Regions from separate parts of the Homo sapiens genome. Here region 2 is linked to region 1. A link is a contact called in ENCODE Hi-C or POLR2A ChIA-PET data. All regions are on one chromosome and are shown on one strand. Each heading gives the region's core, a stretch centred on a gene start or an enhancer-like site at or near the end of the contact. The rest is flanking DNA. Distances are from core to core; before and after follow the strand shown.

What was found. A loop is a pair of places that touch in the nucleus more often than their neighbours do. ChIA-PET counts read pairs that join two places held with the same protein, here RNA polymerase II (POLR2A). Pooled maps may share reads with other maps.
Region 2: a map of sigmoid colon shows a loop between it and region 1 (2.9-fold over the local background). The contact joins two enhancer-like sites. A Hi-C loop is called at or near these places in 19 of 168 maps with a recorded cell type or tissue (Calu3, GM12878, IMR-90 and 13 more), 26 of 37 single-sample maps with no recorded cell type and 31 of 50 pooled maps. POLR2A ChIA-PET finds 5 or more read pairs at or near these places in 8 of 52 experiments (AG04450, BJ, GM12878 and 5 more).

Annotation. Positions count from the first base shown.
Region 1 is chr1:172,282,399-172,289,462 of GRCh38, forward strand. All of the region lies in intron 15 of DNM3 (dynamin 3), which reads left to right. Among named protein-coding and RNA genes, the nearest start is that of C1orf105, 130 kb to the right of the region's middle. Within about 2 kb of position 4,578, at least 11 of the 41 ENCODE cell types and tissues checked have a DNase peak (open chromatin) inside an H3K27ac peak, as active enhancers do; they include adrenal gland, heart right ventricle and sigmoid colon, where a contact is called at or near this core.
Region 2 is chr1:172,396,100-172,403,163 of GRCh38, forward strand. The region is part of intron 20 of DNM3 (dynamin 3); the gene reads left to right. LOC102724528 (a long non-coding RNA gene) reads right to left here. Exons shown (of 3, transcript XR_001738294.3): 2 at 3,720-3,817. Among named protein-coding and RNA genes, the nearest start is that of C1orf105, 21 kb to the right of the region's middle. Within about 2 kb of position 3,357, at least 26 of the 41 ENCODE cell types and tissues checked have a DNase peak (open chromatin) inside an H3K27ac peak, as active enhancers do; they include adrenal gland, heart right ventricle and sigmoid colon, where a contact is called at or near this core.

The sequences.
Region 1 (7,064 bases), core at 3,328-5,827:
AACAAAGAAATTGAGTCCCCGAGAACTTAAGTAACTTGGTTCAAAGTCACAGACTAGCACACATAATTAACAAGTATCAGGGTTTGAATTTCTCTATCTGATTGCAATGTCTACATTCCTTCCATCACATCATACTAATTCTTATAGAAACCTAAAGCCCTCAAGACTTAAAAAAATGAAATTTCCAGAAGCTTACTTAACTAGCTGGTGAAAAATTTGATAAGGGGATAAGGATATTCCAGATGGGATATCTCTGTTTATCTACTCCACATATTTAAAAGTCAGTCTGACTTTATCTGTGTCAGGAAGCACCTTTTGTTAAACCACTGTGATGCTGGGCTTAACTCTACTTGGAGAGAGTCTTAGGTTCCTTGTTTGTCAGTATAGTTCATCAGTCTTCTTTGGCAACTATACCCCAGTGGACATCCACATGTGTTCCTCATAAGAGAAGAAAAGTACAGTCCTTCAGTTCAGGCACATGGACAGCTTATGTGACTGTCTTAGGCTTCAGGCTTTACCTTTGGGTGGGACATATTTTTATGCCCACACAGTTCCATCAAGTAGCATCGCATCAACTTGCACCTGTTTTACTCCAGAACTTCTTCCTTTCCAGGTTCCAGCCATCTTAGAGCGTTGCTAGTTACTGACAATCAGGCAGATCTGATTGTCAGAGGCTTCTTTGCATTATCAGAAAATTATCCTTCATATCCTTGTGCCACATTGTCAGTTTCTTCTCATTTTTTTCCTCAATGGCAATGGCTAAAACGCCAGGGGCTCCATATTGCTTCAGACAGTACTTCATCTGCTGCTGTCATCTTGCAGATATCTTCCCTTGGCCTTTTAGCCTCATCTCTCTTCTCTTTAGTCACTTTGGAGGCTTTCTCCAGCTCCTTCCCACTGTGCCCCACCTCTTTATTTAGTTCCTAGAACTGGACACAGTGGTTGGCAGGACTTGACCAACACAGGGCACAAGACAGCAGTTACCTTATATTCTTTCTTGTGGCTAATTTCTCCATTGCCATTTCCTGAAGCCTTTTCAGTCATTCCTCAAGTATATTCATTCCTATAGAAAACCAAGTCAGGCTGGGCATGGTGGCTCACACCTGTAATCCCATCACTTTGGGAGGCCAAGGTGGGCAGATCATGAGGTCAAGAGATCAAGACCATCCTGGCCAAGATGCTGAAACGCCGTCTCTACTAAAAATGCAAAAATTAGGCAGGCGTGGTGGCAGGCACTTGTAGTCCCAGCTACCCGGGAGGCTGAGGCAGGAAAATCGCTTGAAACCAGGAGGCGGAGGTTGCAGTGAGCTGAGATCATGCCACTGCACTCCAGCCTGGGTGATAGAGTGAGACTCCATCTCAAAAAAAAAAAAAAAAAAAAAAAAGAAAGAAAGAAAGAAAACCAAGTCAATGTTGATTTTATTGAGATGTAAGAGGGTTATATTCTAAATTTAGCAGGGAAGAGGCAGATTTCCCTAGGAAAGTGCTATGTTGTCTCCTTCCTCAGCTAAGTTTTTATAAAAGGTTGCCTTTGGGTTTTCGTTGTGGTTAAAAATGTGCAATTGCTTGTTTTGCAATAGGTTTTGTTCTGTGTTGCTACAATTTTCTCTTTTATATATTGTTTTTGCTTACAATTAAATCCAGGAAAATGTGGAAGAAAAAGAAGTGAAATAATCTCACAGCTGCTACGTTTTCCTGGAAGGCAAAGACACCTCCATTTTAAAGTTAGTTTTAAAACATGAAATCATTGTTCTTTGAAACAGCCATCTGGTCAAAGACCCCTTTGTAGAGTACATTTTTAAACAACAATTTTTAAAAACCACTAGGAGCTTTGTAAATATTTTCTTTATCTGGGTTATGAATTATTTTCAGCCTTTTGAGTAATTGTTAAAATGATGAAACTTACTGGAATAAAACAGATGTCTGTTTTTTGTTTTGTTTTTAGGGGAAAGAGGAAAATGTCATTGGGATATTGAGATTTACTTGGTACCTTGACAGTGAAATCTGAATAAATGGTTGTTAGTGTCCTTCTTAGCAATCCATTTACCATCCTTTTTTTTCTCTCTGTAATGCCAGAATATAAGCTTCATGAGAATAGCAACCTTATCTCTGTTCATCGCTATGTACCCCTAAGGGCCTAGCACAATGCCTGGCACATAGCTTCTCAAGACATGTTTATCAAACAAATAAATCAAGAAATGAATACCATAGGAACATTATACAGAATGACTTTTCATGTAATCAGTTACATAATTCATTTGTCCTTCCATTTTCTTCTACAGAGACACTTGGCATGGAAGTCTCCCTTAATAGAAACTTTCAGGTTGAAGATATGCCTAAAAATTGCTACCGTTTTTACTAGTCCATTACGGTTCTCTTATCCATGATTTTTATGTAAATCAACTCTAAATTGTTTATACTTTTACCACCTCTGAGGACAATAAATCCCACAAATAGAAGGGAGTTATGGTTCAACTCAATGGATGTATAAGTAAGGCATTAAGTGAATACAGAGGGAGAATAATTTATGCAATTATTGCTAAGTGGGCTAGACTCAGAGGAAGGAATATTCCAGTTGAGGCTGTAAGGGTGAGTAGAAATTTACCAGGTGGTGAAGCAGTCAGGGGAATAGAGGCAACAATGCATGAAAAGTCTTAAAGGGATGAAGGGCATGCCATACAGTCCCTCACCTCAGGACCATCACCAGCACTGTCATCATCTGTCTGCTGAAATATCACTCATGCAAAACACAGGCTGCCACTGAAGTGCATGATTTTTTAAAATTGAGAATGATATTTTTTCTTTGAAGAGTCGGTTATATCCATTATTTTAAAAACTGTCAGTTCACCTGAAACAGCCTCCCCAAACGAATCACTCTATAGCCAAGCCTCATGGAGACCAGGTTTTTACCAACTTTTTGCAGCAAGACTACTTATGTGGCCCAGACTTTGGGCCATGAATAATTTTGTGCAAAACTCACCCCATCCCAATCTCACTGAATGTTAGCAGTGGGGTGCTGCAGAGTCTGAATGAAGGTGGCGGTGGTGTTGGTGATTTCCCTGGGTGGGGCCAGGGGACACAGCATCTTGGGCCCAAGCACATCTTAGGCAACCCTATCCGCAAAGGCCCAAACTTCCCAGATGCATCCAAGACATCTTTTTGAAGCCTCAGACAGAGCAGTAGTATGAAGACCTATTTTTCCATGTAATAAAGGCTCATATAAAACTTTTCAAAATCAGTTCAAGGAACTCACTTTGATATGACTTGACATGAATTTAAATAACAACAATAATAATACCAAGAGGTAATAATTTAGAAATAATTTGAAAGCCGAGTTTTGTGGGGAACCATTACATAAAACCATTGGCACCATGATCCTACCACTCTCATTCTTCTGAAATTTTCCTCCACCCTTTTCTGTTTCACAGTATCTTAATGTTGATAAACTAACACAGACAGCCCCAACGCAGTCCCAGGCTCTTAGAGCTCGCATCTAACTCCCTCTGGGTGTTTGTGGGATAACATGAATCTGCAACTGTCCATATGATTTCACGATTGTTGTTTTTTGGCTTCTTGACCTACGTTATGCCTTCTGGGATAAGATGCTGCTTGCCTTGCATTGATAGTTCCTCAAAGATCTTATTTTTTAGAACTTTTAAAGTGAGTTATTTATATATATATATATATACTATTATCATTTAGTCATTAACTCAAATGAAAGATCCCACACAGAGTAATTTTTATACATAGTAAATATGGAAGGAAGAGGCCAAGCTAGCACAGACTGGGCAGCAATTTTTCCTGTCATGTGAAAAGTCATGGCATGGGTGGACCAATGGCCTCTCTCTCTATTTATTCCTCTGATTTCAGAAATGCTGAGTTTCAGCAGGCTATTACCATATATTCTGACCTAATAAATGAGACAGACTGAGAATAATTGTGGTTCTCTCTGCTTTCTTCACCAGTTCCTTTTATTCCATTCCACTCCTTTCATTGCTTTGCGCTAAATGAAATTTGGATTGCAACAACAACTTTTTAAAAATGACATTGTAATATTGGCTAATTTGCCTGGTATTGGTTATGCCCAAGTAGACACATGACCTGTGGCTGTTTGGCTTGTCCCCCTATGGGAAAATAGTTTAATGAAGCTAATACGTTGTACTAAAATAAAATAAATTCACATGGCACCCAGCATCACAGCCACAAGCAACATGGTTATTATTTATTACCCTGAGACACCAGCCCCACATCTCCAACTGCCTACTGGGCATTTTCACTGTGAGGGCCTTCTGTCGCTTCCTCTTTAATCCATCTGGAACCAAAACCATCACCCTCCTTTCAAAGCCATGCCTCACTATTGGAGTTTTAGGGGGCCAATTAATCATACCAGTTACTTCCCCTGTCTAGTTAAAATTGTTGCTGTTGCTGTTTTTAGAAGCAGTACACAAAAAGCAAACAGATAAGGCATGAAACAAATAGATCCAGATCTGTGGCCAAATGTCTTGCTCATACTTCAACTCCCAGTAATCACAACCACAGCTGAGCAACCACAGACCTCTACCAGAGGGCAGAGCTCATCAGAACATCTTGGAATAGGAGAGAAATGCCTGTGTCCTGCAGGCACGTCTTGCTCAATTTCTCCTTTATAGCTCACCAGTCAAATCAGCCAGTCCTCCTCTTTTGAGGGGAAGAAAATGAAGGCTAAGGAAAAGGGGCCAAGAGCTGAAGTCCCTTCAAGAGGCCAGGAGATCAAGTTCCCACTAACTCATCACTCCCGCATTTTCTATTTTTGTTTAGATATTTTCTTTGTTTATATGACATCAAATTATTTTAGCATTTGGGGATGAGAAAAAATAGTTAGATATTAAACATCCTATATTGTGAGAGGTTTCTACCATTTAAATTGTAATCTATTTTCTTTATGACCTTTTTCACCATAAATAAGACCCCCACAGTTATAACCAAAATTCACACTTTCAGCTCATTACTTGTTACTGTGATTAATGCTGACAAGGACCTGGCACCATGGCCATTGGCAGCCAGAGAAGGTCAGGACTAGTGGTGACTCAGCTGACTCTGCAGCTGCACTTACAGTAAATGTGTTTTGCAATGCTCTTATATTTAAAAATATTTTCTACAAATTTTTAATTCTTATTTAATTTTCTATTCATGTTTTATTATCATTTGCTCTTTGCTATATCAAGAGAAGGAAATAACAGATCAAATATCAAATCAACTGAGGTCCAAAAAACTCGTCCCTTTGGCAATGAATCATGGTACTTTGAGACAACAGGCAACGGTCAACCTCCAATTTGAATGGTTGTTGCATTGATCTTTGAGGATGCTATAGAAAGATAAGGAAAAAAGTATTTATAATATATATAAAATATATATATATATACACATGCACACACACACACACACACACACACATATATTTTTTGAGACAAGATCTTGCTCTGTTGCCAGGCTGTGGTACAGTGGCACTATCACAGCTTATTTGCAGCCTCTAACTCCTGGGCTCAAGCCATCCTCCTGCCTCAGCCTCCCAAAGTGATAGGATTACATGAGCCACTGTGTCTGACCAAGGAAAAGTATTTTAAATAAATGAGGGATACTAAGCTAATTCAACCATTGGCGAACACTTTATTCTGTCATGCATTCATTGCAAATTATTACCAAACACCAGCGCTGTGCTTAGGTTCTAAGAGGAACATGTCCCCTATTCTCATGGAATTCACAGTATAGTGAGAGAGGCTGATAACAAACAGTAATTACTTAATCACAACTGCTAATTACAACTACTGTGAGAATTTATAATACAGTGACCTGTCCATTTGGGGATTTCAGGGAATGGTCAAAACTAACACTAGAAGAATGCATAGAAATAGATTAGGTGAAGGGAGAAGGGGAGATTGTTCCAGGCAGAGTGAACAGCATATGCCAAGACCCTGAGGTAGGGAGAAGCTTTGTGTGTTCATGGAACTGATAGCTGGAGCCTGATGGGCAAGAATCAGGGGCCAGATCATTTATGATCCTACAGGCCATGTTAGGGTTGCTTTGTTGGTCTTTAATGCAGCAGGGAACCACTGAAGGGGAGTAATGTGGTTCAGTTTGGCTGCAGAATGGAGAGTAGAGAGGAACAAGTGCAGGAGTTGGGTTTTTGTAATACAGATAAGAGGTGATGACATCCTGGACTAGAAAGATGGAATAGAGGAATAAATGGGAGCTATTAACTGGCTACGTTGACAGAACTGACTGATTGGAAATGAGGTAGGGGAGAAAGAGATGTCGTGAATGACACCTAGGCATCTGGCACAAGCATCTCTTTGGAAGAAGCTGCCATTTACTAGTAGGAGGGAACTTTAGGGGAAGAGAAGATTTGGGAGCACATCCAGATTTCAAAATCTGAGATATCAAGAGAGCAACTGTAGCTCAGAGATGTCTGGCATTTATTAGCGGTCAGTTTATATATAGTACTAAATGCAAGTAGTCTCTTAGTATTTCTCATAGAAAGTTATCTTAGGAAAAAATCCTAGCTGGTAGTAATGCCTGGGTCTTTAAATTTTTCATTAAGTTCCGTTTCCTAATATATATTTTTAGGAGTTTCACATTTCTATTCATGAGTGAGATTGGTTTAAAGCGATATATTGAAAAGTTTGTTCCTTTTAATACTAGCCCCAGGAGAAGCTCAAGGGGGAAAAAAAGATTCAAAGGTGAAGTAAGCTTGGGAAGTCCTGTATAGCCTATTCATTTCTTGGAGATTTAAAATATGTATTAGACTATTATAATTTCTGAGAGGTTCTGAATAAAAGAAGCTTACTCTTAAAATCTAGGGAAAAAGGTATATAAAACTCTCTGAAGCCAGAACTATTGTGGAGAAAATTTTTAAATTTTTTTCCAATTTATCCTGTAGATACTGGTCAGATGGGATTTTATTATTTTGGTGTTATATTTCCTATATGTAACATCCATAATTGATACAAATTTACTATCATAAAAGCATACTTAGAATCTCTTAAGATAATTTAATCTTTTGTCTGTTAACTATATGTCGTCTCATT
Region 2 (7,064 bases), core at 2,107-4,606, 110 kb after region 1:
AAACCACAAATAGCAAACACTCTAATTTCTTGAATTATTTTTTAACTATTCCCATAAGCACTAGGAAATGCCCACTCCTGTTTTCTGGTCGAAGTTATCAGCTCATGTGAATCATAGAAAGAATAAATTCTACCCAAGGACCTGAAAATATGTTAAGTCAAAATGGCAAGTAGCAAAATTCGCAGTCACTCATAATCCATAGCAAGGTAGGGTCTTCCTAACTTCAGTTGCTTAGAGACATGTAAAATTCCAAATGTTCATAAAATCAACTTTTTCTCCTATTGGGAATTAATTTAAACATTAGAAAACAGGAAAAGGTATAAGCACTCTTCTTAAATGTGCAAGTTGATATGAAATTTAGAAATAAGCCCCATTCCTTCCCTGCTTCTTTGGTAGAAGGGCTAATGGACTAACTAAGAGAGAGAATAAGCTAAAAGTCTGGATAGCCACAACTAAATACACCACCACAGGAGAATCCCTCAGCTTCTATGGTAATTTTGAAACTAAGAGAAAATAAGACAGCATGAGAAGGCATTATGCTGCTTTAAATATGACTTGGGAATGGTCTTATTTTACAATCAAATATACCACTTGCTTCCATCATGTAAATATTACCAGTATTTAGTTTCAGATTTTCATGAGGTAACATTATCTAAATTTACTGTTCGTCTGTATATTTAAATATATAACATTCATTTGCAGTATTTCATTTATCTCAAAAGATTAGTATATATCTCATCTAGAATGAGACCTCTTATGAGAATAGGAGATGAGAAAGACTTTTAAAGGCATTTCGCAGTCCAGAGAGTCTGCAATGAAATTATTCCACTCAGGAATGGGTATTTATGTAAGATACATTCTGTACCATGTGTATTTTTTTAAGTTTATATTAGCATTATTCTCAAAGCCAATTTTAAGAGTGAATGAAATTGTTCCCTTAAGTAAATCTACCCTTAAGTAGTATCATGCTCAAGGGCCTACACCAGAAAGTCTGCCCCACTGCTCTCGCTATAATACCATTCACTGAGGAAAAGCTGTAAGAACTGAGGAAAATGTCTACTTACTTCTTAAAACAACGAGAATTGCTTTTTGCTTCTCAGTAGTGTTGGAAACTATTTTAATAACTAAAATAATAAAACTTCATGTGAGGCAAATTCCACCTTAATTATTGCCCTTTGGGGTGGAAAAATTAAGGAAACATTAGTAAATGTGTTAAACAGAAAAACCACTGCAGTAATTTCCCGCCAAATACCTGGGTCTAAAGTCAAAATAAAATCTGTGCTCTGCGTATGATTTGTATGAAAGCAGACTTATAGTTTTAGCTCTAACAATAGTACCACTTAGGACTAAGATGAATGGACCAGAAAAACCCCTGTGACTCATCAGTAGACTGTGATTAGCTTACTTAAGTGTTCTACAGTTCAGTTCGGGAATCTTTAATGAAGGATATTGATATAATTGCTTGATTCATTTTAATATTTCAAACACTCTAAATTACTCCATCACTATCTTAATAATTAATGCATGAAAACTCATACTTACATTGAAAATTCATTTTAAAGCACAATATCTTTGAATAAACCCATTGAAATAGTGTTTCTGGTGTTTGCTTAAAACTTTGGTGTATAACTGATTACATCTTATAGATTTCATTTTTTTTTTCCTGGTATTTTCCTCTTCTAACTTAGGACCTTTTTGCCATATGTGGCTATTTGATGTATATTGTTCAGTCACGATCTTCTAGGTGACTGAAAAACGCATGGAGTTACTCATGCCAATAATTATTGCTACTGAATTGTTCCAAAGTCTCCCTTCCTGCAGAAAAATAAGTTTCAGTAAAATATTCTAGAGGATTACAAGTTATCTTTGCAGTTCATAAATACTTTCATAGGCTCCATTGATATTCACAGTTTTCAGTTAGAATGTTATTTTTATTGCAAAGTTTGCATTTATATTTCTTTTCTGTGGATTGCTTACCACTTATTAAAATTAAAATGCATTTTAAGGTGAAACATTATGTACCTAGAATACTGAAGGTAGCACTGACCATTGTCTTTAGCTCAGAAAGCAATGTTGAATTGGAAAAGCAAGATTTGAGAATATTCCTCTTTACTGCATTGTCATTGCACTCTAGTCCTTCTGATTTCCCTTGTTTCTCAGATGATCCCTACGCCCAATTATACAGAACAGTCTTCCTCTAGTTACTTATATCAAACACTTGCCTGCTAGCTGTGTTTGGCAGGCCAGCAGGATGAGGTAATAATCAGAAGAAAATGTTCTGGTTTATTGGCCTCATCCACGTACAACATTATTCAAAATAGTTCTCTGTGGGTGAGAACAGAGTTGCTTTGAGATCCCCTGGTCTAATGTTCTGTAGTAGTGAGGAGGAACAAAACTGTAAACTTTTTTGATCTCTTCTAGAATAATGGTAAGGTAAATGATATCTGCTTGGCCCATCCTTTCAGTAATGTTTACAGGCAGTTAGATGTATGTGAAAATGAGAGCCTTTCATTTATAAACATTTTGGCTTTACTCTTTCCAAGTCCAGCCATCTTCTTACGTACAGCCTCCATGGTCAGTACAGCAGTGTTTTCCTAAAAGCATATTTTGTGAACAATTTCTCCAGGATGATGGTAGTTTTTGTAAGACAGATGCCTAAAAGACATATGGTTTTCATAGATTTTCCGTCTAGACTAGCTTTATTTAGTGACTTTTGGTCTGAATTGGTCTAGTTAAAGTTTCTGTAGGAGCTTGTATAAAAATTTAAAATGTGGGTGTACCATTAAGGTGTAAAACAAAAGTTTGACTTCTTGTTGGCAAGAGATTAAAACGGATTGGTTGAAAATTTCCTTCATGTTAAGTAATTCTGATCATCTTATATGCCTACTCATCCATTCCACCCCTACAACACTGTCCAAAATGGAAAGGCTTACCCTAAAAATCCCATAACTGTTAAATTCATATACTCCTCACTGTTCCTGAGTAAATTCTTTGTGTTCCAGTTTATGTGTGTATGTTAGAAAGCCCTAATTCTTTCTGCAGACTCTTTACATGGCCCAGGGGACATATTATTCTTTACCCTTTTAGCACCAATTTTTACAAACACAGCATTTCTCTCATTTAAAAAAAGCGTCTGACAAGCCGCTGAGTAGAAGCGACTGAACCTTTAGGAGTTTCATAGTGCCTTCAACCAACAATGAAAATTCTGTTTTTCAAGGCGTTTCAAATTCTTGAGCCAGTGTCAAAGACTCATTTAGAAACAATATGACATGTTCAGAGGAAAAGAATTACATCTAGTCTTGCCCAGAAATCATCCTTTTGCTCCCTCTTTTGTAAGAGCTAATACTGCAGACCAGTCCCATCTTAACTGCATCAGAAAGAGGAGGCTCGTGGAAGGGAGGAAATGTGGGCCGTTCTGTCTCCACGAGTGTCATTGCTTGGCTTCCTTGGCTTCTCACGAAGCATTTAATTGGACTTAGTCACATATTTGTTCACTGACATGGCAGCCTGCAAAGCACAATGCCTCTCTGTTTTTCTCTGTTTGCTTTAAAAAATTTTGTTTTTAAAATTTGAGCTCTAAAGCATGTTAGAGCTCCTCCTGCTGGATTTAAAAAAAAATAACTGGGACGATTAATAAATGGTAATTCTTTTTCTTCATATTTACCACCTGGGCTAATAGAAGTGACAGAAGCCTATCATGTGGTGCACTTAAAACTGACCTTTTAATTCATCAGGTATGAAGGTCAGGCAGAAAGAAAATGTTGGTGCTACACAACTCATCTCTCAGTCTTCAAATTCCTCATGCTCTTTTTTTTTGCTGTTGTTAAAAAAAAAAAAAGGAAAAGGAAAGGTTATTTTTCTGTGAGTATTTCTAGTTACATAGTTACCCCAAGTCACATCCCCATGCTTGAAAGGTTCTTGCTCCCTCTCAGAAAGGGACAAAAAGTCTTTTCTATCTTCCCAAAGCAGAAATGAATTGTGCAGTCATACAGAGATTCGAAGTGTTGCCTTTTTCCTCCCTATCCTTTCTTCTTTTTCCTTCTTCCTCCTGATTTCCTCCTCCTTCTCAGAAGCGGACACTTGCCTCGCCCAGTAGCTAGTTCTCAGCACCTCCTTTCTGCCTCCTCCTTCCCCTAAATGGTGGCAGTTGGCCTCTCCCTCTCCTGGTGCCTGAAGTGGGAGTGACGAGAAGGGTCAGAAAAAGGTTTACCCCATTCACCATCAGTGGGAGTAGGTTTCTACAGCACATAAGTTTCTGGAGGTCTCTTTAGGAATAAGAGAGAAAGGAGGGGGGATAGAAGGGAGATAGGAAGAAAGGAGGGAAGGAGGGAAGGGGCAGGAAAGGAGGGAAGGAGGGAAGGGGCAGGACAGGAGAAAAGGAGGAAAGGAAGGAGCAAAGGAAAAAAAATCACTTGTAAATCTCTGTAAAACCACTTCCTTTCTCTGCATGCTTTCTCACACTGTATCCCTCTTGCCTTCTGCTTCTCTGCGTTTCTTTTAGCTCTTTCCTCCCCCAAGTTTATAATCTCAATGATATAGTACAAAGGCCAAAATACTTAAAAGTTAATCTCGGAAAGTAATGCTTTTTAGAAATCATATTTTAATACAACTAAAAATCCTTCATGTTACCTGTTTCATGACTTTATTAGGACTTGGGACAAAACAAGTCATTTGGTATTTGTGATAAAGAATAAGACAACCCTTGATTTCTCAAACTTCAGTACTTTCTGGCTTTCTTTCCTTTGCACATACCTTTCCTATTCCTGGAATGCTAGTCCCCTTAACTTTCCGTACTTTCTGGAAGTCCTTCCAACCTCCTAGCCTCCTTCCAACTCTAAGCTAGGACTCCAGATGTTTCTGAAACTCCTGAAGCAAAAATTTTAGCATAATCCTACTGTGGTCATAGTTAACTTGTCTCTCTCCATCTCAACAAGAAACTTCTTCAGGGCAGTGACTCTTTATTTCTGTATCTCTACCTCTTAACACAGTACCTAGTACATAAGTAGGGCTTACTGAGGGGATGAAGGAATATAAAATGAATTGACTTGCAAGCCTCAATCAAAATTTATTTTGAAACTAGCCCGATACTTATTTTAAAAACCAACTTAAACACACTTTCTTGTTCTATTCTATTGAAAAGCTTGCCTGAGTGAATGTTGTAAAATTCTTTTTACAGATCATAAACTGAGGAGAGTTAATGTGGGTAAATCATCCTTTAAGCTGCTTTTTTGCCACAACCACAGAAGTGGGTATATTAGGCACCATGCCTATGGGTGAAATCCAAGTCAGATATGTAGGACAATGTAAAGAAAGTGTGACAAAGCAGATTATATTACCATTTATGTCACAGGCTAATTTATACAGGATATTACCTGTTTGTATCATCAAAAAATTGTGAACTATTTTTCTCCCTATGTTCTGATTTCAAATTCCATGAATTGATTCATATTTTCCCAATGACATACATTATAAAATCATGGGTTCATTTTCACAGGGGAAAGAAATGCTGGCTCTAATACACTGCAAGAATCATATTAGAGAATTCCTTAAATCCTTTAAGTGGGCTCCAAGTTCTGTGTTCTTTCCAGCATCTACTGTAAACTATTCTTGGATAGTATTGGCTCATTCTGTTGCTACAGCCAAAAATTCCAAAAATATGCTGAATAGCACCCTATAGTATTTCTTACAGTAAATTATAAAATATTATCTTCCATGTGGACAAAATCATGACTGTTATAGCATTTTTCTGACTTTAAATAAATGCCCAAAATAAGAAGTAGAGTGCAAATACATCGCTGAAATTTAAAATACAGTGTCCCAAAATTTGTTCTCTTAGAGCAGACATTCACAAGAAGAAGTAGGGGTCCTGCATCACAGCTGCCTTCCATTTTACCTAGAAGTGTGCTCCAACCCGATTTATCTTTGGGCCCATTCACACTCATTGATCTACCGCTTGGGACACTGCCCTCAGCAGGTGCTGTGGAAAGCTGCAAGAGGCGTAGGAGTAATCTTGGTTCATAGAAGGTTTTGAATGTTGTTCAGATGATAAGATATGCATGCACGCCTCAAACTTCAAAAAAAATGATGCAAGCATTAAATGATTCAAGAGGGTCATTGAGAAGTAAAGCATTTCAATTCCTGAAAACATAGAAAATGGTTTTTGTAGATAAAACCCTTCATTTTTTATCATAAATAAGTTTAAAAAGGGTGGGCAAGTTGATATCAGATTCTAGTGGCCCTTGGAAACCTGGGATGTATAACTCTCTCATGATCCTAGATGTATGTAAACTAAATTTTGAGACAGTTATATTTTAAACTTTCAATTATAATTTACAAGTAAATCTTGCAATGTAAAAGAAGCTACTGCATATCCTTTTTATGCAAATAACTACCCTTTTAAGCAGATATCTTCTCTAAAAATGTCAGTCTTTGTATATCTTTTTGAAGGCTTTCTTTTAATTTGGGTCCACCTAACTACTTATGCTGGACTTCAATCCTACCCTCTCCAAAGATTAGAATTTGGAATGCACAGAGATGCTTACCTATTTATTTTCATAAGCAAATACAAGCTTCCCTAAGCAAGTAGTAGTTATTCTTCTGATAATGACTAACAACAACGACAACAAACACTGTAGTCCAGTATCTTGGTCTTTATAACATAAGGCTAAAACTGCTTTCACCCATGCTTAAGTCTAATTCCTAAAGGTATCAAAGTGTTTCTACAAGCATTTCTTCATCCTTCTTAAGATTTCCAGCACTTTCTCTTTTTGTTTTTACTTTATCTGGCAAGTAAATTGAATTGCTAATAAAGCAAAGTAAAAATCTTTTTTTTACTGAACAGTGGTTTCAAAGCATAGTCCCAGGACCAGCAGCATCTGGGAACTTATTAGAAATATCCCACCACATTAGAAATGTTGGGTGGCACCCAGCAACCTGTGTTTTAACAAGGCTTCCAGGGAACTCTGATGCAAGGTCCAATTTGAGAACCATTGCCAAGAGCATATCAATCTAACTGCCCAATAGAAAAAATTCTGCACTGAAAGTCATGAGACCTTAGTGCAAGC